Regions from separate parts of the Homo sapiens genome. Here all the other regions are linked to region 1. Evidence: read pairs that join two places in POLR2A ChIA-PET (ENCODE). Cell type or tissue: OCI-LY7. All regions are shown on one strand. Links, peaks and the distances in the headings refer to the core of each region. The heading gives the core; the rest is flanking DNA.

Evidence for each region. Peaks named below come from ENCODE experiments on the same cell type or tissue, not always from the same donor. Only the 100,000 strongest peaks of a DNase experiment are listed, where the experiment ranks them.
Region 2: POLR2A ChIA-PET joins it to region 1 with 10 read pairs; 1 of 35 experiments calls an interaction of 5 or more read pairs at or near these places.
Region 3: POLR2A ChIA-PET joins it to region 1 with 5 read pairs; 1 of 35 experiments calls an interaction of 5 or more read pairs at or near these places.

Annotation. Positions count from the first base shown.
Region 1 is chr17:68,494,471-68,502,320 of GRCh38, reverse strand. It overlaps a transcript of PRKAR1A not described here. Among named protein-coding and RNA genes, the nearest start is that of PRKAR1A, 14 kb to the left of the region's middle. RefSeq lists a silencer at 3,591-3,774. In OCI-LY7, for the core only: a CTCF peak has its summit at 5,040; DNase peaks (open chromatin) are centred at 3,480, 4,170 and 5,030; H3K4me3 peaks cover 1,993 bases; H3K27ac peaks cover 3,606 bases.
Region 2 is chr17:69,116,406-69,124,255 of GRCh38, reverse strand. ABCA6 (ATP binding cassette subfamily A member 6) reads left to right here. Exons shown (of 39, transcript NM_080284.3): 10 at 849-1,017; 11 at 6,300-6,358. Among named protein-coding and RNA genes, the nearest start is that of MIR4524A, 21 kb to the right of the region's middle. RefSeq lists an enhancer at 6,004-6,193. In OCI-LY7, for the core only: no CTCF peak of the experiment used is centred there; no DNase peak of the experiment used is centred there; H3K4me3 peaks cover 567 bases; H3K27ac peaks cover 799 bases.
Region 3 is chr17:69,650,563-69,658,412 of GRCh38, reverse strand. The region is part of intron 3 of LINC01483 (long intergenic non-protein coding RNA 1483); the gene reads right to left. Among named protein-coding and RNA genes, the nearest start is that of LINC01483, 61 kb to the right of the region's middle. In OCI-LY7, for the core only: no CTCF peak of the experiment used is centred there; DNase peaks (open chromatin) are centred at 2,972 and 3,362; H3K4me3 peaks cover 766 bases; H3K27ac peaks cover 1,272 bases.

The sequences.
Region 1 (7,850 bases), core at 2,290-6,289:
GCATTTATGCTGCATGAAAACAGGTGATTCAACCCATGAGCCATAGCTTACCAACCCCTGCCTTAGAAGTTTAAATTGTCTTATAGCTGTGGGGATTTACTGAATGGCCTCATGCAGGGAAGAGATGTGACCAAGTGCACACTTTATCTTTTGGGTTCTAATGAAGCAAGGACATGAGTAGGGACTGCAAGGGCTCTCTGGAGTCTGGAGCCTGAACACTTCTCAGGAGTCTGTTGCAATGATCCAAGTAAGGGATGATGATAGCTAAAACTAAAAGATTTTGATGCAGGTGAATGAAGCTGGGCAGATTTGAGAGATATTAAGAAAATAAGAGCGAGAGAACCTAGGGATTGATGTGAAGGATAAGGAGGAGACAGGAAGGACTCAAAGATGATACCTAGATTTCTAACTCAGTGATTCTGCTGCTATTCACTGAATCAGAGAACACAGGAAGAAGCAGCAAGGGTTCCATTTTGGAATGTGTTCAGTTTGAAGGGCTGCTGGACATCCACAAAGAGCCGTCTAGTTGCTTCCTTGCTGGTCGGAAGTTTAAGAGAGCTGAGTTCTGGGCATGGTGGCTCATGCCTGTAATCCCAGCACTTTAGGAAGCTGAGGAGGGAGGATCACTTGAGGCCAGGAGTTTGAGACCAGCCTAGGCAAGATAGTGAGATGTCCCTCTCTACAAAAAAATTTAAAAATTAGCCAGGCATGGTTATGCACATGTGTAGTCCTAGCTACACAGGAAGCTGAGGTGGGAGGATGGCTTGAGCCCAGGAGTTCAAGGCTGCAGTGAGCCATGATTATACCACTGCACTCCAGCCTGGGCAATATAGCAAGACCGTGTCTCAAAAAGAGAGAGAGAGAATGCTGAGGGTTTTGAAATCATCAGCTTATTGATTATAACGCCATAGGAGTGAATGCAGCACCTCCTGGGACAGGCTATTGAGAGAGAAGTGGGAAGAAGAAAGGCAGCTGAATATAGAACCATGAGTAAGGCTAACAGTGAGAGGTTAAAGGGAGGAAGGGAGCCCAGAAGGAACATTTAGAAAGCAGGTGGCAAACCTGGAGAGGAAGGAGGTCACAGAAGCCAAGGGAAGCAAGTGTTCTGAGAAGCAGACAGATGCTGCAGAGAGTCAGAGTGAGAAATGAAGAGTCAGGGCAATTCACAGCTCAGGCAGGATACTGGAAACCAAGATGACACTTCTGATCCACCGTCAAGGAGGAGTATGCTCCGAGCTCTCTCCACATGGACTTATGTGCATTGACCAACCAGTAAGAGATGAGAGAATAAATAAACAGGAAGCTGTCATGCTGTTAAATGTTCCTTTGGAACTTGTATCAAAAGGCACAGGGAAAATATACAGAATGTGAAAACTGCGTTGTTTCCATTAACTGCTTTTCTACTCACATCTCAGGGAACAAATCCTCAATAGTGTCCTTACCTGAGCACTTTCACGGTGTGTATATTTGTCCATTTTCATGCTGCTGATAAAGTTATACCTGAGGCCGGGCGCCGTGGCTCATGCCTGTAATCTCAGCACTTTGGGAGGCCAAGGAGGGTGGATAAGCTGAGGTCAGGAGTTCAAGACCAGCCTAACCAACATGGTAAAACCCCATCTCTACTAAAAATAGAAAAAAAATTAGCCGGGCGTGGTGGTGGGCACCTGTAATCCCAGCTACTCAGGAGGCTGAGGCAGGAGAATCACTTGAACCCAGGTGGTGTACGTTGCAGTGAGCCAAAATCGCGCCATTGCACTCCAGCCTGGGCAACAAGAGCAAAATAACTCCATCTCAAAAAAAAAAAAAAAATACTCGAGACTGGGTGATTTACAAAGGAAGAGAAGTTTAATGGACTCACAGTTCCATGTGGCTGGGAGGCCTCACAATCATGGCGGAAGGCAAAAGGCATGTCTTACATGGAGGCAGACAAGAGAGAAAATGAGAACAAAGTGAAAGGGGTTTCCCCTTATAAAACCATCAGATCTCGTGAGACTTATTCACTACCTCAAGAATAGTATGGGGGAACCGCCCCCATGATTCAATTATCTCCCACCTGGTCCCTCCCACACACGTGGGAATTATGGGAGCTACAATTCAAGATGAGATTTGGGTGGGGACACAGCCAAACCATATCAGTGTGATTTTGAGAACTGTTTCCAATTGGTACAGCCCTCAAGCCTTGTTCTCAAACCTTCTCAGAAGTCTGTGAGTCATCCAGTATATAATCAATAAATTCTGATTCTACTTAGATCACCTAGGTTATGTTTCTTTGTTTGCAAATAAGAACTCTGGCTGATATATGTCCCATATCCTGTCCTGGGTATAAAAATCTCTAGGTTCCTGTTTGGATGATTAGGAAGTGACCTGTTAGTTAATGTATGGTCTTCATGTCATCCAAGAAGGGAAGGCCATGAAAGAGTGACTGTGGTCAGTTAGTCAAAAGTCGTAACTGCATGGCGAGCCTGGGCTGGCTGGCCATACTTTGACCAACGCTGATTCACCTACACCACTGGCTGGGGTGGCAGCCCACAGCAAAGAGCTGTGATCAGTGGCCACCACTTACAACTCATTACTCTATAGCACGGTGGCAATCTTAACTCTAGAGGACCAACACAAGCAATTCTCCTCTGTATACTGAAGAAAATTGTAGTAGAAATTCCAACACCTATTCTGAGAAACCCAACGTGCATTTTCCACCTTGAAATAAACATTTTACATGCAATGGTCTTAATAATGGTCATTAGTGAGCTGTAGTAAGCAACCCTGATGGATAGCCCATCTGGTCGGAAGCCTGGCTTGCTGTCCCAGCCCTGCCTGCTCCTAGATTTGGATTCTGGAATGCAAATCAGCACCCAATTTCTGAATATTTTCTCATCCCTTGTTGCTGAGTTTGTCTTGCTTACTTATATCCCTCCTCTCTCTCTCTCTCTCTCTCTCTCTCTCTCTCTCTCTTTTCCTCCCTTCTACTTCCATGACATCCCTGCTCTCTGATATAAGAAGAATGAGGAAGAATAGGTTAAGAGGGAGAAGGAACACTTTCCAGCAGAGGAAATGTGCAGAACACCCAAAGATGAGCAAATTCAGGCTGGAGGACATTTAGGAAACTACAAGTAATTCCACTGGATGTGAAGCCAGAAACTGTGTGAAGGGCATTGGCAAGAGGTGAGTCTGAAGAGCTCATGACAGTGACAATAACACATGGAGAGATCTTCTGTGCCTGGAACCGTTGTGAGGTTTCACATAGATTCCCACACCCTACCCTCACAGCACCTTTTGAGGTACGTACTATTGTTGTTCCTATTTTACAGATAAGGAAACTCCGGCATACAGAAGTTACACAACTTGCCCAAGTCATGTAGTGAGGAAGAGGCAGAGCTGGGGTGTGAACGAGGACCCTAAGCAAAGCTACTGAACTTGGACTTCCACCTGAGAGCTACAGAAGACCTTTAAAGAGGAGAGGGATCTGATTGGCCTGTACTTTAGAGAGATTGTAGGATGCCAGTGTGTCCCCTGATGCCAATAACAAGACTGAAACTGAGGATGTTTGGGAGTTAACACTCGAAGAAGATGTCAACAGACATCAGAGCCAGCACAGGAAGCAAGCGGGCAGTGGCGTGGGATGGAACTAGGGCCAATTGCCAGGTTTCCAAGAACTGAGTGGGGAGCTGCCAGGATTGCAGCCAAGGCTGCAGGAGATAAGGGCATGGGGATGGCACCTAACTGGCTCAGGCTATTTCTCAAAGGCAGGAGCACCCACCAGCTTCCTTGACCCTGACTGTACCCAGTGCCTGACACCAACTTATCTTTTCCAATTTATCTCCCTGGGTTCACATCCTCCCACAACCAGAACCTATTCTGTCATTTATACCCACACGTATTCACAAAACGACCCAGGGGCATTGCAAGAAATAAATACGTAATGAAATGATGTTAAAATATGGATAAAAACAAATATTAAGACCAGAGAAAACACTCATCAGAGCAGAAATTGAGCTTTTGGGGAGGAAAGGAGAAGAAACTCAAATATTCAAGCTGTGTGGTTCCTTGCTCTTGCTCAAGTTAAGCTCAAGTTTGAAGCTAAACTTCCAGTCAAAGTGAAAACGAAGGCAAGGTCATTTACATGGTCGTTACGGAGAGAAAAGAGGAAGTGCACCAGCTGCCAAGAAAACTTGTGGCCCTTTGCTAGCAAAGGTGTGGCATGAATTTTCAAAGTGGACTGCTTTCCAATCCCTTAACCCCCCCTTTACTTCCCCCATCACACCTGTGTTTAGGTGGTTGCATCCATCTAGCTTACAAGCATGTAAGTGTCAATCAAAATCCTGCCCAAATTTTAGAGCCCATCTTAAGTAGTTTGGCACCCATGAAGAAGGTGTCTTTTCCCTCCCTGGTCAGAAGTTTTTCCCCTTAATTATTTCTCTGCCTTGTTGTTGCTTCTTTCATAGCACTCATTATATTCTCTCACATGTTACAATTCAATGTCTATGTGTCTTGTCTTTCGTGAGGCAGCATAGCCTAATGGTTAGAGCAACAGCTCAGGAGTCAACCTCCCTGGGTTCTAGCTTGCCCCTCTCTGGCTGTGTAACCTTGGGCAACATACTTGATCCATCTAAGCTTCAGTTTTTTTTCATCTGTAAAATGAGAATCATAAGAGCATCATCCTTGTTCTCTTAGCACGGCACTTGGCACATGGTAAATTATCACATTTTTATCAGCATCTTCATAATTATCATCTCATCTCCTAGGGCTGTCAGTACAGTAGCCACTAGCCACAGGGAGCTCTTCAAATCTAAATTAATTATAATCAAATAAAGCTTAAAAGTCTTTTCCTTAGGGGTACTAGCCTCATTTCAAGTGCCAGCTGTAGCTAGTGACTACCATATTGGACAGCCCAGATACAGCATATTCCCACAATCACAGAAAGTTCTAAAGTTCCCTCTAGAACGGGGACTAGCAATTTTTTTTCTGTCAACGGTCAAATAGGTAATTATTTTAGACTTTGTGGCCATAAGGTCTTTGTTGCAACCACTCACCTTCACCACTATAGTGTGAAAGCAGCATAGACAACAAATAAATGAATGGGCATGGCTGTGTTCCAATAAAAGTTGACTTATGGACACTTTAAAGTAAATTTCATCTAATTTTTATGTCACAAAATATCATTCTCCATTCGAGCTTGTTTAGCCACTGAAAAATATACAGCCAGGCACAGTGGCTCACGCCTGTAATCCCAGAAATTTGGGAGGCCTGGGCAGGCAGATCACTTGAGCTCAGGAGTTCGAGACCAGCCTGAGCAGCATGGCAAAACCCTGTCTCCACAAAAAATACAAAAATGGGCCAGACATGGTGGTGTGTGCCTATAGTCCCAGCTATTTGTGGGGCTGAGGCAGGAGGATCACTTGGGCCCAGGAGGTCAAGTGCAGTAAGCTGTGTTTGCACCACTGCACTCTAGCCTGGGTGACAAAGTGAGACCCTGTCTCAAAAAAAAAAAAAAAAAAAAAAAAAGTAAAAACTAAGCTTAAGAGCTGTACAAAAACAGGTGATAGATCCAAATTTGTTGACCCCTTCTTTTAGAATATAAACTCCATTTGAACAAATATCATGTCTTCCTCATATACTACATAGCAGACTTCTGTTCTACATTCGAGGAGAGTGATACATAGTTCACAGCCTTTTTACCATAGGAGCTCACAGACTGCAGTCAGCCAAATGATGACCCCTGCAAGAACGTCCACGTCCTACTGCCCAAAAACATGTTGAAGTGTTACAGTACATGGCAAATGGGAATTAATATTGTAGATGAATTTAAGGTTACTAATCAGATGATCTTAAAATACAGAGATTGTCCTGGATTATCTGGACGTGGCCGGTGTAATCACAAGGGTCCTTCCATGTGGAAGAGGAAGATAGAAAGCTAGTATCAGAGTGATGCAGCATTAGGAAGACTCATCTGGCCATTGCTGGCTTTGAAAATGCAGAGAGGGCCGGGCGCAGTGGCTCATGCCTGTAATCCCAGCACTTTGGGAGGCCAAGGGAGGTGGATCATTTGAGGTCAGGAGTTCAAGACCAGCCTGGCCAACATGATGAAAACACATCTGTACAAAAAATACAAAAATTAGCCAGGCGTGGTGGTACACGCCTGTAATTCCAGCTACCCAGGAGTCTGAGGCAGGAGAATTGCTTGACCCCGGGAGGCGGAGGTTGCAGTGAGCCGAGATAGCGCCACTGCACTCCAGCCTGGGTGACAGAGTGAGACTCCATCAGAAAGAAAGGAGAGGAGAGGAGAGGAGGGGAGAGGAGGGGAGCGCAGGGGAGGGGAGGGGAGGAGAGGAGAGGAGAGGAGAGGAGAGAGGAGAGGAGAGAGGAGAGGAAAGGAAAGGAAAGGAAAGGAAACGCAGAGAGGGACCAGGAGCCAAGAAATGTGGCCTGCCTCTAGAAGCTATAAAAGGCAAGAAAACAGATTCTCCCCCAGAGCCTTCAGAAAAGGATGCAGCCCTGCCAACATCTTGCTTTCAGCCTATTGAGACCCATTTAGGATTTCTAAGGTTCAGAATTCCAGATAATAAATTTGTATGGTTTTAAGGCACTAAGTTTTCTGTAATTTGTTATAGCATCAAAAGAAACTAATACACAGATAAGTAGAAGAAATAGACATGAGAACAAATGTGCTACAATGTATGTGATGAGTAAATGAGTATAATAAGAGAAGCACGTGCAATACAAACATTAGCACAGAGAAGATATAGAACCCTGTATGGGAAGAAGTAAGTCTTTCCAGAAGCACCATCAGAGGTAAATTTTGAAAGCTCAACAAGAATTTACCAGGGAGATGGAGGAGCTGGTGGTGTGATAGACAGGTGAGGACAGAGGAATGGAGTAAGGATGGGAACGTCAGTCCAGGCAAATGGAATAAATAAGAAAAGGAGGCTGGTATAGACAATGGCACCAAGGTAAAGACTATAGTTGGTTCAGGAACCTAGAAGAAGCCTGGGGCCAGGTATGATGGCTTTCACCTGTAACCCCAGCACTTTGGGAGGCCAAGGTGGGAGGATCACTTGAGGCCAGGAGTTTGAAACCAGCCTGGAAAATATAGTGAGACCCCATTTCTACAAAAGAAACTTTTAAAAAAATTAGCAGGGCATGGTGGCACACATCTGTAGTCTTAGCTACTCGGGAGGCTGAAGCGGGAGGACCTCTTGGGCTCAGGAGTTCAAGGCTAAAATATTCTACACTCGAGTCTGGGAAACAGAGCAAGACCCAGTCTCAAAAAAAAGAGCCTGAGATATAAAGAAGAGTACAGTAGGAAGGGAAGGTAGACAGAGGCCAGATCTAGGAGGATCTTAGCCCTGCTAAGAAGACTTTCTTTGTTTAATAGAATTCCAATTATCTACGGCTATCTAACAAGTTAACATAAGGCTTAAAACAATAATTATATCTCATTTGTGGAGCAGGACATTTGGCAGGCCCAGCTAGGGGGATTCTTCTGTTCCATGTGGTGTCGACTGAGGTCAGGGGTGGCATTCACCTGGAGGATGGGCTGGTCTGAAGGATACCAAGTGGCTTCTGCTTGGTGGGGAGGATTGATATACCAGGCCCAGCTGAGACCGTTTGCCGGGCACTTACATTACAGAAGTCTCAGGGTATCCAACTTTTCCACAGTGGTCAGGGCTACCAGACAGAATGTTCCATGAGAGGCAGGCAAAAGCTGCATGGCTTTTTATAACTTACCCTTGAAGTCCCAGCACAGCACTCCTGCTATTTTATTTTATTTTATTTATTTTTTGAGACAAAGTCTCCCTCTATCTCCCAGGCTGGAGTACAGTAGTGCCATCTTGCTCATTGCAACCTCTAAC
Region 2 (7,850 bases), core at 1,443-5,442, 620 kb before region 1:
TATGTATTTACTTGTATATATTCCTGTCTTTCTGTGACTTCTGGTTGATATGTGAAGGCCCTTAATAATAAATTCAACTTTGTTTTTTAAACTGGAAAAATATATTTAAAATATCACTATAAATTTATTCTAAACAAATACAGTTTCTCCATGTATTCATGCCTAAGCAGGAATATATAGATTTCAATATTATGTTCAATTATGTTGCTGTGGTCAAATTATTTAAGTTGACAAACATGTCTACAATTATTTTTATGCACTGTATTAAGGCTTTGTGTCTTCCCAAATATTTGGTTTCATTCATTCTCCTAAATACCTTTTAGATCACATTTTAAAAAAATTTAATAAATATGTTTATTGGGTGATACAAATCTGTTTTTCATGAGCCTATTAAGGATAATGCAACCCATTGTTAAGACTGGAAAAAAAGGACATATAATGGTTTCCTTGTTGGGTGTCCTTTTCTACAGATGTAGACAACAGAGGCTCTAAGATCTGTACTAATGTCTTGATCAGGGAAAAGCTGGAGTCCAACTCAGCTGGTCATACACCTAATATTTTATTCGAACCTCACTTTCCTATTGACTTTCTTTTTTTTGATCACATTCTATTTATACTTTGTTGAAAGCTGTATTATATTGTTTAATTTTGCAATATGTTATTTCCTTTGAATTCCCATTGTTTACTTCATCATCAAGTTTTCTTCTTAATAATAAATTGAGTTTTAGAAGAAAAAATGTCTCTATGATGCTTAAAACTTCAAGGCATTCTGCATTGTTGTTAGCAAGGCTTCTTTGCGCATTCTTTTACTATTACTGATCATATTTTGTTGCCTCTTGGTTAATTAGATGGAGATGAGCGCCATTATTCTCCTTTATTTTTCTTGAATTCATCATCTTGTTTCCAACACCAAAGGACTAATGCTAAGGTTATTGAGAAAGAAATCGATGCTGAGCATCCCTCTGATGATTATTTTGAACCAGTAGCTCCTGAATTCCAAGGAAAAGAAGCCATCAGGTAATCACACTTATAAGTAATACTAATGCATGAGCACAAGGCTGAAGAATTATTATTATTTTTAATTTTATTATTATTATACTTTAAGTTTTAGGGTACATGTGCACAACGTGCATGTTTGTTACATATGTATACATGTGCCATGTTGGTGTGCTGCACCCATTAACTCGTCATTTAGCATTAGGTGTATCTCCTAATGCTATCCCTCCCCCCTCCCCCTACCCCAGAACAGTCCCTGGTGTGTGATGTTCCCCTTCCTGTGTCCATGTGTTCTCATTGTTCAATTCCCACCTATGAGTGAGAACATAAGGCTAAAGAATTATTAACCGAGAGCATCAGGGTGAGCTTGAGGCAAAATATTGAAGGAGAAGATATTTGTTTTTGTCAATGTCACTTTGAACTGCTCCATTTCCATCACCACCAATTTCTTCTGTTACTTGAAAGGAAAATCCTCCTTGTTTATCAGCTCTGTATCATATTATCCAGCCACACTTCATCTTGTCCCCCTTTCTGCCTCTTTCTCTTGTGCCCACCTCTCTTTTATACTTGCTCCTTTCATTCTGTGAACCCCTCTCTCCATGGTTTCATCTGGTTTTATATGATAAGTTGGAAGAAGTAAGAAATTCTGAATCAGAAATTCTTAGATCCTAATACTCTCCTCTCTCATTTGATGTGTACTCTTGGAAAAATGAGTAAATTTTATGAGTCTCAGTGTCTTCTATGAAACAAGATTAATATTGACTTTGTAGGGTTGTTATGAGACTTGGTATATCACAGAATTGCATGAGGAGCATTTAGAATATCTGTTTTTAGCCAGGGATTCTAACTCAGCAGTTTTGGGATTGAACCCAAGTATCATGGATTTCAAAATAGCTTTGTAGATTTTTCTACAAAGTTTGGTACAAAGTTAATGGATCAGCGCTTTAAATAGCAATCGTTTATTTATTAACAGATGTTTACTTAGTGCTGACTATGTACCTGACTTGCACATAATTCGCACAAAAAGCTTACGAGGTAGGTATCTTTATTTTCCCCATTTTGAGAATACAAAAAGTGAAGCAATGAAAGCTTAAGCCTTTTACCCAATATCACACAACTCGCAAGTGGGGAACTGGAATTGTAATCCAGATAGTCTGGCTCTACAGTCTATGCTCTTAACATACTATTGAGATGTCAGGAGGCAAAGAAAAATGAATAAATAGAGAACCATATCTAGGAAGTGAAATATTTCCAAGACAAAGAGGCCTAACCCATATACCTAAGCTTCCTCCATCTAGTTCTTAACCAATTTTCCGTTTAAGTTTTCTGAGAGGGGCAACAGCGCTTCCTCTGCTCTAGCTAGGAGTATACCAGCTCCATAGAAAATTTCTATCCAAACAAGAAAGGCCAAGTGAGGAATAATTCCATAAAACTCAGTTCCAGTGTCATCAATCCTTCTTTACCAGTTGAGGGCACAAAATAATATTGTATTATATTATTATTCAAATTATAAAAATTTTCAGATCCAATCTTCTAACAAAATCTTTTACTTACAAAGACCTCAAAATTTTCTTTGTTCTTCTACTGCTGCCTAGTGACCTAGGAAAGAAAGTAAAATGTGCTCCACCCCCACCTTCCCCCAACTTCTCCCTTCTTCTCCCACATCCCCACTGTGCCTCCAAACCTAGCCAATGTATACAGTGTTGACTGGGTACACCTGTCACTTGGTCTGGATTCTTAGCTCAGGTGGAGACCTGAGGCTACTGACAAACCAGGGAAAGAAAGTCATTTGATGCAAGGACTATTCACTAAAGCTTTTGGCTCCATTGTGGGGCACCTCACCCCAGATCCACACCAAAGCAAGAAAGTAGGCTTAGGCGGTCAATGTTGTAGCTCTTTAATGGCAAGGTGGTACACACTCACTGAGTGTTAAAGCAGGTCTGGGGCTGCAAGGCAGTCTAAAACTGCCTTTTGACCATCCAACAGTATATGCAGTTTCTAATCCACAAGTTTTATCTCTTCTTTCTTCACAGTGATCATTTCTTAGTGGCATCATTACTCTTCCCCACCTGTAGACAATGTCAAATCTTTTTCAATCAATTCCAACGTGTGAATTCTATTTTGTATGAATATAAAAGGCACTAAGCCATTGATTTTTTTCTTCCTATGTGGTCTCTGCTTTATATAAAAATTGACTCTTCCTCTTTATATAGAAATGCTTTATATACAAAGGAACTCTTCCCCTAAGATACATAGAGCTTACAGGGTATGTAATCTTTAAGCTCTATGTATCAGGGGTATGGATGAAAGTTTGTAGAATTCTAACCAGAATCATGATTCTGGGTTTGTAAAAATATACATTTTTTATTCACAACTGGCTCTTCCTCATTCATAACTCCCAAGTCACATTTTCTCTGGGGGCAATTGTGTACACATATGTGCATTCCTGTAACTATAGACCATTCAGGCAATATTCCCAGAACACAGGTAGAATGTCTGCCTCAAATGTAAATGACTGATTTCATGTCTAAAATCCAGAAACAACAGCTCCTCCTAAATGGAATTTTCTTTATTAAAACAAAACATTAAAGTTTCACTTCAACAGGGATTCCATTTTACAAAGAAATGCTGAAATAAAATACCTGGTGAGACTCATCATCTTTTAACTTTGCTTCATTCATTCATTCAACAAACATATTGTTGCTGGGTTCTTTACTAATCTTTAGGGCAGCAAATATGAACAATAAACTGTCTTTCAAGGAGCACACAACACAGGGAACAAAATAAATAGGTACATGAAATTCAATCTGATAAATGTAGGGATAGAGATATTAACTACTGTTATTTAGTCAATAGAAGTGTTAACTACCCTAGTTTAGGGAAATCGAAGAGAACGTCTATTTTTGTTTTAAAAAGTTAAAAATTACTGAAGAAATTTAGGCTTTTAAAGCTGACATATTCACCATCCGGGTTGAGCAGATATAAACATTATTGTCATATTTGCTTTGTATTTTTAATGGATATATTATATGTTTATTTAAAGTCCCTTTTGATCTCTTTAAAATATTTTCTCCATCCTTCGTCAGAATTTACCTTTATAATGGATTTGGTGTTATCACTTTCCATTCATATATTTACATATTGCACCATACACTTATAGCCCTAATCAATATGTGATATAGATATATGTGATATAGCTCTGTGTGTTTTTGATATAATCTATAAATGGTATCAGACTGTACTTAAGTTTCTACATATTGCTTCTACACTCAGCATTTTGCTTTTTGGGGTGTATTCATAGTGATAACTATGGGCTAATGCATTGATTTTAATTTTTATATAAAAGTATTCTAAGATATGAATCTACCACTTTTATTTATCTTTTCTGACATTGAAAAATATTCTAGTTGTTTCTAATTTTTTGGTCTGACAAATGATGTTGCAATGAACATTCTAAGAATAAGACAGATAAAAAGGTGTGTTTGTGCATATGTACATATGTGTGTGTGAGTGCATGTATATATGTATATGTGTATGACACACCCAGCAGAAAAGACAAAAAGCACTAAGCTTTGTGCAGGATATAAATGGTGGTTTGGTGATCCTGACACATAAAACATGAGGCCGAGGATGCCAAAAGATGTCACTGGACAGACCATGAGTGGCTGCTTCATGTGGTACAAAGTAGCCTTGACTTTCCCTCTGAGGCTGATGAGGAACGTTGAGGAGTAAATAAAATGGATTTTAAAATAAATCACCCTGTTTCCTGTGTGAAGCATGGATTCTAGGGGAATAAACTGAAAGTAGGGAAAGGAACTAGAGGCAGTGAACAAGAGAAGAATAGTTGAAGACTTAAAAGGGACCCAAGACTTGAACTATTTTAGAGTTAAATTTTACAAAAATGATACCAGGTTGGATGGGTGATGAATCTGAGTGAGAATCAGGAAGAGAGTAGTTGAATGTCCATGCTGCCAAATAAGATCCTGCGTGATGGGGAAATGGGTTTAGGTGACAATGCAGTGAAGTCTGTTCTGCATATGCAGTTTTAGAGCAGTTAATTCTCAAACCTGGCTTCACATTAGACTCATTTGGAAGAACATTTAAAATATCCCAATCCTCAGCCTTCACTGCCAAGAAAAACTCATCACCCCAGATCAATTAATGTGAATCTTTTTTCTGTGAACTCTGCAGAGAAGTAATTAATGTGAATATAATATGAATCTCAGATGTTGTTTGCAGGCATCAGTTCCCTTTGGAATTCTAATGTGTATTCACAATTAACAACCACTGATTAAGAGCTGTGTGTCTGTGTGTGTGTGTGTGTGAGAGAGACAGAGAGAGAGACTATCTATGCAGCAAACCATTAGATGTGTGAATCTAAAGATCAATGAAAAGGGTGGGGTCAGCATTAGGTTGATGCTAAAACAAAAAATCCAACGAGAAAACTTCTGGAGAGAGTCTCAAATGAGAAGATCCATCATATACATGGAGAACCCTGTGGAATATCAAGCTGATGTGTCTGATGAAGGAAGAGGACTTTATTAGGAAACAGAGAAGGAACATTTAGAAAAATAAGAAGCAAAGCAATTAAGTCACCATTAACAAAGAGAAAGTCATCAACAGTGACTCATAATCCACTGTAAGAATGGAAAAGTATTTGTTGTATTTTATAATTAGGAGGTCACTAATGATTTCATTATGAAGTGGTTCACTGGAGTGGTGAGTTCAGAAATCAGAGTGCAATTGAAGAGGAATTAAAGGTCAGGAAGTGAAAATGGCAAGTTTACAATGGCAAGTTTATTTTGAGAATTTTGTACAATACAGGGAGGAGAGAAATTAAATTGTGTCCAAAGTAGAGGTGAGTTCAAAGAGGAACTATTAGAGAGAACACTATAAAAGATGCAGGTGACAGAGTGTCTGACTCATAAACTAATAAGCAAGACTTGGAGACGATGCAGGATGCCAGTTCAAGACCCTAGGTAAATGAGCTGATCTTGAACAGGGGGAAGAACCAACTGTTCTAAAGCTAGAGGAAGAAAGTGAGGATAATTACACAGCATTCTACTTTTCTAGGCAAAATACTAGTAGTTTAATTGTAACTTGAGAGAGACTCCTCTATTTTCTACCTCAGGGGAAATAAGTAATCAAAAATAGGGTTTTTTCTTTCTGAATAGACTGTTTATGCCATCCCTTATTTCACATAAAGTGGTTGGCTGCAGTTATCACTATGACTAGGGCTATAAATGGCCCGTGCTATTTTCACTTCTGTGTTGGCTAAGTAAGCACCCTTTTTGTTATTTCAGAATCAGAAATGTTAAGAAGGAATATAAAGGAAAATCTGGAAAAGTGGAAGCATTGAAAGGTAAAGAAAAACATTGAAAAATTTCATTCTTTCACTTCTTTCTTTATTATAAAAAAGGGAAACATTCAATGTGAAAAAATTTGAAATATGTAGATAAGCAAAAGAAAAAAGAATATAAATAACGCTATCACTTGGACATTAATCATGATTAAGAATATGCTGTAAAATTCTTCCAGATATTTCATGAATCTATTAATTTATAACAGTGGTATCATACAATGAAAGATGTAATTTCTCTTTGTTTTTAAAGATTAATCTGCTATGAACAATATTTTATATATTGTCACTGTGAGGAAAGAACATCTAGACTGAAATCTGATAAAGGTTTTATACTAGCCGGTGAATTTACATAGTTTATATGTACTGGTGAGGTTAACTAAAGCAAGATGAGTAAAACCATTGACTATGAATTAAATTTCACAAGTCAATATCCTATAACAAACCTAAGTTATAATTTGAAATGAAAAAACACATTTTGATACAAAATATTCTAACATACAGTTTTCTATAACAGACATTTAAGCAAACATCAAAGTGAGTAGCTAGATTTCATGGAGGACTATTTACTTTTATTAAAAATAATTTTTAGGAGGGATAAAAATGATTTTTATAAAAGACAGAAGCCTTAAAAGCTGAAAAAGAAGAGCCATGAACCTTCCAGAAGTGTAGAGTTCTCCGACCATTGTGTTTATATTGCGTGTATTTTCTAATAAATACAGCATCCTCTAATTCAGTCTTATTCATTGCTTTTAGATTAGGTCTTTGAGAATTTAATGTATTTGTATGAGCAATTTTATTCTCTCTCTAGGTTTCTCTCATCAAATACCATCTAGAGCTGTGATTTCTTTCTTTAATGTTAGCTCAGGAGATACTGAAATAATTTTAAATTGATTACTTAAAGTTTTGGAGCACATTTTGAACTACCTTTGTACTCATCAAGTCATGAACTTCTTTTTGTCTAAACAAAAAACTTCTTTAAGAATTTTGTTCATTTTAAAAATAGCAGCACCTTAAAAAATTAAAAGCATTGGACATCAACACATTAAAAATATGATTATGAATTCAAACCAAGTATAGCTGCTCTTTGGGAAATCAGGGAAGAAGTTGCAATCCCTTAGCCTCCTCTTCCTTCCTCATGGAGTTAGTTTCTGGAGCACATCTGCAACACCTTTGGGACACACTTTTGAAATCTTTTATCTATGGCCTACTTTTCAGAAGCTAAGTACCATTCCATTATATGGATACCACGACTAACTTATTAACACACCAATGTATGAGATTCAATTTGTTTCCAATTTTTAGTGTAATAAAAAATACTAGAATGAACAGCCTTGTTCAATCTTTGTAAATGTCATAAATTGTTTCTTGAATATAAATTTCTAGAAGCAGAATTATTCAAAGGAAGCATACTTTCAAGATTCTTGATTCATATTTCAAATTATTTCCCTCTAAAATCATAAAAAGTCATACTCCCACAAGCAATACATAATGA
Region 3 (7,850 bases), core at 1,443-5,442, 1.2 Mb before region 1:
CCCATCCCATAAGTGTAAGCTACATATATTGACTTCTTTCCAAACAGTAAAGAAAGGAAAGCTGGCTGTGGTGGGGAGAGAAGGAGAGCATAACTTTATAGTAGAGAAACCTAATAAACCTCATCTCAGCCAAGTGATCAAAGTTAGCAGCAACAGTGATGTCATGTTAATACCATGTACCTTTGATATGATTTAATAAGAATAGCCCTTTACCTCTGTGTTCTTCCTCCTCAAAATCTGTAACACCTGTATAACTGAAAAAACATCATAAAAATTGCATACGGATGCACCCTACAAACTGACTACTACTCCTCAAAACTGTTAAGGCTGGACCGATGTGATGGGTCACACCTGTGATCCCATCATTTTGGGGGGCCAAGGCAAGTGGATCACTTGAGACTAGGAATTCAAGACCAGCCTGGCCAACATGGTGAAACTCTGTCTCTACTAAAAAATACAAAAATTAGCCGGGCATGGTGGTGCACACCTGTAATCCCAGGTACTCGGGAGGCTGAGGCACGAGAATTGCTTGAATCTGGTAGGCAGAGGTTGCAGTGAGCCGAGATCGCACTGCTGCACTACAGCCTGGATGACAGAGCAAGAGCAAGACTCTGACTCAAAAAAAAATAAAAAAATTAAAAATTAAAATAAATAAATAAAAACTGTTAAGGCTATTAAAAAAAATAAGAAAAGTCTGAGAAACTGTCACGGCTAAGAGAGGCACTAGGAGACATGAGTAAGTATAATGTGATATCCTAGATAGAATGCTAAAAGGATCACTAGGTTAAAATGAGGGAAATCTGAATAACATACGGACTTTAGTTAATATATCAACATATTGGTTCATCAGTTATGACAAATGTCCCATGCTAAATGTATGATATTAATCATAGGGGAAACTGAGCACATGACATAGGGGCACCATCTGGACTACTTTCACAATTTTTCTGTAAATTTAAATCTATTCCAAAATTTAAAAGTTTACTTAAAAAATCCATTCTGAGTTATCTTCTCCAACTACCCACTACCAATCTTAAGTAAAGAATGTCTCTACTCATTTTAAATTTGTAAAAAGTAAATTGAAACCAACATTTTCAAAATGCCCCTTTTGATCATCCTCAATATTGGCATGTGGCAAGTTTATTGGCAATGATAAAAGTGTGTGTTTTGTTTATCTGTATTTCTCCCTGCAAGGAAATAGTCAAACTTTCATGCTCTATTGTCTGACAGTGTTCCTGTTGCAAGGCAGAAGTCTGAAGTTGTCTGAAGACAACTTCATTTTTTGGCTTGTGTCTTCAAAACCCTAAATTTTTTTTTAGTAGATCATAGTAAGTGTATTTCATATAGGGTGAAAGAAGTGAGAGAAGTATTAAAGAAAATGAAGTATTAGGAATAGAGAGAAATAGGAAAATGTATAGTTCCCCAAACTCAGGTATGTTACAGAGATCCTTGAGTCCTATGACTAGTAGGGATCCCAAACCTGTTTCCTCTCAGCTTCCTAGAAAATGACCAGGCCTCAGTAGACTGAATGGATCAACCTAGGAAGGCTTCACTCAGAACACTAGCAATCCTGATCTTTCCAAAGATGCCAATGCCCAGACAGAGAAGCAGCAGAGCCCCTCTACAAGGGCCCACACCAGGGTTAGCCCTTGAATGTTTTCTATACTGCCTAAGATGCCGGGAACTTTCCTTCAACTCCCTAGGAACCCCAGTTTTGATTGACAGTCAATTCCCTGCTAAGCCAGCAAGTTAGAAACTGAGAGTCAAATTTAATTAAATTTTTGTAAAAATAATCTAACCTTTCCTCTGAATTTGTACAGTAAGTTTTGCACCTGCTTCAGAAACAAAGTGTAGAGCTATCACTGAAAGAGCATCAAACACTGCACTTTGAGTTGAAGAATAAAATGTTGCATACGAATATCATACCAGATAGAAGGGAGACAAAGGACTCCTGAAAGATGCTCTCAGCAAATATTTTATAATAAATATAATATCATTTACTGAATCCCTAATTGGACACGTCCCTATGTAAGCTAAAAATCATCAAAAAAAAATCATCTACCAAAAAAAAGCCTACAGCTTACATCATACTTAGTCATTAATGGATTATATGATAAAAATATGCTAGGATTGTGCATACATAATTGCAGTTATCCATACTGTATGGAGGGAACCAGACAGAATTAGCCCACTTTGAGATGTGAGAAATGAGTCTCTATGCAGAAAAATAACTCACCCGAGATCGCACTGCCAATAACTGTCATAGCTACAGAGATAGAAGGAAACTCTAAACCTGTCCTCTCTTGAATGCTAAGGTTCACCTCCCTCTTTGGCCTCAGCTAGGTCTGCCATTTTTATCACGGGACTATTTTTATGCAAGATTTGCCAACCTGGGAAAGAGTGGCTTTGTTTTTATAGGTTGTGTCTTCTTCGGGTAAAGAAAGATTTGGGTCAAAAACAGTTCCATTTCATTTTGTAATCAGAAACGTTTCATGGAAAATTAAAATTGCTACACAAGCTATACTGCACACATCATGAAGTGTTCACTCATAAGAGATCATTGAGGCACCCCAGGACACTTTGCCCGTCTTCAGATCACACTCCTTTCATTCGATGTAGAACATTTGGTCTGGGCTTCAGAACCCATGAAAACCGAGCTGATACTTCAAACGGTGGATACTTCGGGTCAGGCAAAATAGCATGGAAACTTGTACATGCCATAAGCACCTCATCTATCCGAGCCAGAGGAAGACATCCACTGAATGTCTGCATTCAGCTCTAATCCAGCCTCCCTAGGACCCACAAAAACACGAGCATGTCCCTCCATTGTAATGCAGACTCTACCAAATAAACAAGCACCTATAGATTTAAAAACTTTTGAGATAATGTATCACATTTTAAATGATAACATAAATAAGCTGCTTCAAGATTAGGACCTTACATAAGTGGTATTAGAGTCACTGCAGCTGTTCAGTGAAAGTGTCTCTTTCTACTTCTTCCTGCTGATTTTTTTTGTCCTTCTCTGCCAAAAAAGCATTTACTACATTTTTTTTCAATATTTTCTCCGTGTCAAGTGGAACTTTTTCATCCAAATTTCACTGCTCAGGTCCATATGTCTCCTTTTTCTTCTTTTTGTATTTTTTTTTAAGATACCACATAACAAAAATGTTTCTCTTATATTAATTTTGTTACTCAGGCAAAGTAAACCATCAGTCCTTGGTATGTCATACAAAAGCCAGAAGAGTAGTGACTCACTCATGCAGAGATTTTATTTAAAACATTTGCTCTGTGGTCAGAGTAGATTAAAGACAGATCAGGTTACCCTCAGAGCAGTGCAGACATAGTGAGAGTGAGAGATGTTGCCACTTGGTAGATAAACCACACACCACTCACATGACAGTCACTTTCCTTGGTCCCCTCCTTCAAGACTGGAACACCTGCATTCAGCAGACTTGGGCTTTACTGACCTTGTAACTCTGAAGGGTTCTTGAAAGGATCTGACATTTTAATTTTGTGATAAAAAATGAAATGGCTGCTGAAAGATCTGAATGTCCCTTAGGGACTCCTGGTACATGAAGAAATGAAAAAGAGAAACTGGTGGGGAAGAAAAGGGAAAATAAAAAAGAAAAATGAGGGAAAGGAAATAAACCAAAAAGAGAGCACTATGACAAGTTTCCATTGTTCTTTTTCTGTGCCAGAGAGAGTGGAATTTTAAATGATTGCAAATTGAGCGGCTCATGGGTAATCGATTTGGTCTCCACCAATAGAGGTCAGAAACCCATGACATGTAAATAATATTTATGCAGTTGAAACAAGGAACAGATGAAGTCCATGGAAAAGAATGAATCTCTGCTTTTTGATTTTTATAGAAGAGCACAAATTTCAACATCTGAGACCGACATAGTAAGAAAACTGCTCATAGTAAAAGCTGATGTGTGAATGAATATCCGTAACTGCCAGTATTTATTAGTCTATGTGCTATTTAGCTCAGGTCTACCAACTAAAATTAGTTAATAGTCGACCAAATTCATTGGTCAATTCATAAAAATCAGCTAATTAACTGATTTTGTGTGTGCGCGCGCATCCATTTTCAAACATACTTGTCCTAGAGCAACTTTTCTTCTTCCCTTTCATTCTTCCTCCCTTTTTTCTTTCTTTTTTTAAATATGCAAAAAAACACTAATTCTTTCACACTTAAAACAGCTTGTGACCTGCTGAAGATGGAAACTGTCAAGAAGATCATAGGATCTGCGGATTAGAAGAAATTCCAGTGGTCATCTAGCTGGACCTCTGATAAGGGCAGGAATCCTTTCTACAACATCTGGTAGTATATGGTCACCAAAGAAAGCCTGCTTGTATATTCTCATTGATAAGGGACCTGCTATTTTGTGGGGCATTTAGTTTCATTGTTTATGCATCTATGTGTTAAATCCATATTTTTAGGTGTGGGTAATAAATTAATAAACAAGAAAATCATAAGATAGTGATAAGTATAATTCAAAGCATTAAAACAGAATAATGTGAGAGTGTGTAGATAGCTACTAAAGACTGGGTATTCAATGATGGTCTATTGCAGGATATGACATTGGGGCTCAGAAATAAGTGTTTTCCAAGCAGAAGGAATAGGTAAGATGAAGAGTCTAAGGTGGGAATCAGCTTGGCATGGAAAAATAAATAAGCAGGCTGGAGATGATGGGCTAGGTTCAGGGTACTGAAAGACAAGCCTGGAATGGGTGCAGAGATCATTCAATGCTGGGCTTTGTGGGCTGTGACGAGGATTGTGTGTTCTATTCTAAGCACAATCAGATCTATTAGGCAGTTTTAAACAACATATTTTAAAATATTGCTCATGTAGAGAGAATAGAATCCAAAGCAGCAGAAATAGAAGCAAGGAAACCAATTATAAGGCTATTATGATAGATCAGGGAAAAGATTTTGATAGTTTGGATTGTGGTGGCAATGCAAGAAATGGAGAGAAGTGGAAGAGTTTGGATTATGCTTTGGGGAGGTTAGATTGGCACAACTGGCTAGGTCGACTTTGCAGCATGGGGTGGAGATGAGTTAAAAAAAAAAAAAAAGAATCACATGCACTGTCAAGATACCTGGCTTGAGCACCTGAGCAGGAGATGGTACAAGTTACTGACATGTAGAAAACTGGGGGATGACTAGGTTTCCAGGCAATAAAAGTAACCCAAGAATTCTGCTTTAACCTCACTATGTTTGATGTCTGCCATGTAGGGAGTTGGCCAAACAATTCAGATGTTCCAGATAGAAGCCTGATATTTTTAGGCATCTGCATTTTGTAAGATAATTAAATTATTAGTAGGTTAGTCGTAATATTGAACTGAAATTTTCTCCTTGTAATTACTACCCACTAGTCCTAGTTTTGTCTTCAAAGGAAAGACCACTTCTCACATGATGATATGGTTTGGCTGTGTCCCCAGCCAAATCTCATCTTAAATTGTAGCTCTCATAATCCTCATGTGTCGGGGAGGAGGGACCCAGTGGGAGGTAATTGAATCATGGGAGCGGGTTTTTCCCGTGCTGTTCTTATGATAGTGAGTAAGTCTCACAAGATCTAATGGTTTTACAAGGGGCAGTTCCCCTGCACATGCTCTCTTGCCTGCTGCCATGTAAGACATGCCTTTGCTCTTCCCTCACCTTCTGCCATGATTGTGAGGCCTACCTAGTCATGTGGAACTGTGAGTCCATTAAACCTCTTTTTCCTTAAAAATTACCCAGTCTTGGAAATTTCTTCATAGCAGTCTGAAAATGGACTAATACACATGACAATTCTCCAACTATCTGAAAAACTGAAGGTTGATATTTACTGTACACCTGGTATGAGCCAATTATTTTGCTGATAGTCTCTTATTTGGACTTTCTAGGGTATATGAGGGCATGAATTATTTCCCCCTATTAAAGAAAACGGAACTGAAGTACAGAGAGAGTCTCTTGTCTAAGGTCACAAAGCTACAAAGTAGAGAAGCTGAAATTCAGTGCAGATCAGTCTTATTCCCAAGCTCATCATTGGACTGTATCTCTCAGACCCAGGTGAGTTAATACTAGTGCTCTCAAGTGTTTCTCAGATAGCAGGGCTTCCAGAATGTTTCACCATTCTCAAAGTCTTCTGCTAGCTTCCTACTTCAGCAACATCTCGCTTAAAATGTTGGTCCTTCCAGTGAACACATTTGACCTGACCAAGGAGGAATACACCCATTTTCTGAACAGATGCCTTCATAGAATGATGCTGGACATTGCATTAGAGTAACCACATCACACTGTTGGCTCATATAAAATTTGTGGTCAACTGCTGTCTAGCCAGGGCTCCCACATCCTATACTTGTGCTATAATTTTTTTTGCCTACATTAAAAACGTCAGGATATTTGAAACCTGAGTCTTTTAACTAGCAAATTAGTTGTTCCCTCCACTTTTCTTCCAAAAGCAGGTCTGATAAGTGAGCCTTTTGTCTTTGTCTCATTTATTGATTAAAATGACATTTATGTTATAGAATCAAAAATTTCAATATAATAAAAAATAAAGCTTAAGATTTATTGTGTGCCTACTGTGTTTCCAATATTATTTTAAGTCTCAGTTTTCTCATCTTTAAGATGGAAATCATAATAGTACCAAAGAGCGAATGACAAATTGCCTGTGAAATTCCTAACTATAAGGTCATACTTATCTATCACTCAAAACTTTGGAAGACCATCTTATTTTAAGACAATGTCCAGCCTTTGATATTAAGCCACTCTCTGATGTAACTAAGGAATATTGTATTGGGAAAGTATATGGAAACTAAAAATTAGACCGCCAAAAACAGTTTGCAATGGAAAACAAGAGTAAATGATCTTATTATGTCACTGAGAGTTGCAACCACTGCTTAATTGCCCACCGATAGTCTGGTAAGTAAGGCATTGTTAATGTGCTTCCCATTCTACCCCAACAAGGAAAGGGGCCTCCAGGAAGAAGATCCTAGGGAAGGACAGTAATGGAAGGAATGTGCTGAAACTCCCCCCTCTGCCCAAATCCAATACATCTATTTCTTTGTGCCCTGCACATAATCTGTGCTTCCCTTAGTTCAGATTCCCAGAAGCAGATCATGAGACAAGGGCTCAAGTGTAAGTTGTTCGTTTGGAGGAGATGCTAGGAAACGCCAGAAAAATGGGAAAGCGAGCCAGGAAAGGAAAATAAATAAAAGGTGCATTACTAAGGTAGTTACTACTGAGAGTAAATGTGACATAATCCTGCTGCGGAGCTCTAGGAGCCAGTGTAGAATTTGTGTCTCAGCGTTATCCCATCCTAGTTAGTTAATTATACACTAATTCCCATCAGTCATTGATTGAGACTGTCAAGGTAGGGAGTTATTTCTCAAGCACTTCCAGAATGCCCTGTGCACCAAAGAAAGCTGTCAAAGAGTTGGAACCATGATCAGGCCTGAGGGAATGTAGAGTGGGAATAACAGAATATGCTACACCCAGTGAAGGTTTTTCAAGACCTCCAAGCTCTCCAATAAGCTAGATGATCAAATGTATATTTTTCTGGCACGGTGCATGGCCAACAAGAGCAGTTAAAATAATAGAAGGGTGGCCAGGCGCCATGGCTCATGCCTGTAATCCCAACACTTGGGACCCTGAAGCAGGCAGATCATGAGGTCAGGAGTTTGAGACCAGCCTGGCCAACATGGTGAAACCCCATCTCTATCAAAGATAAAAAAATTAGCCGGGTGTGGTGGCACACACCTGTAATCCCAGCTACTCAGGAGGCCGAGGCAGGAGAATCATTTGAACCCGGGAGGTGGAGGTTGCAGTGAGCCGAGATTGAGCCATTGCACTCCAGCCTGGGTGAC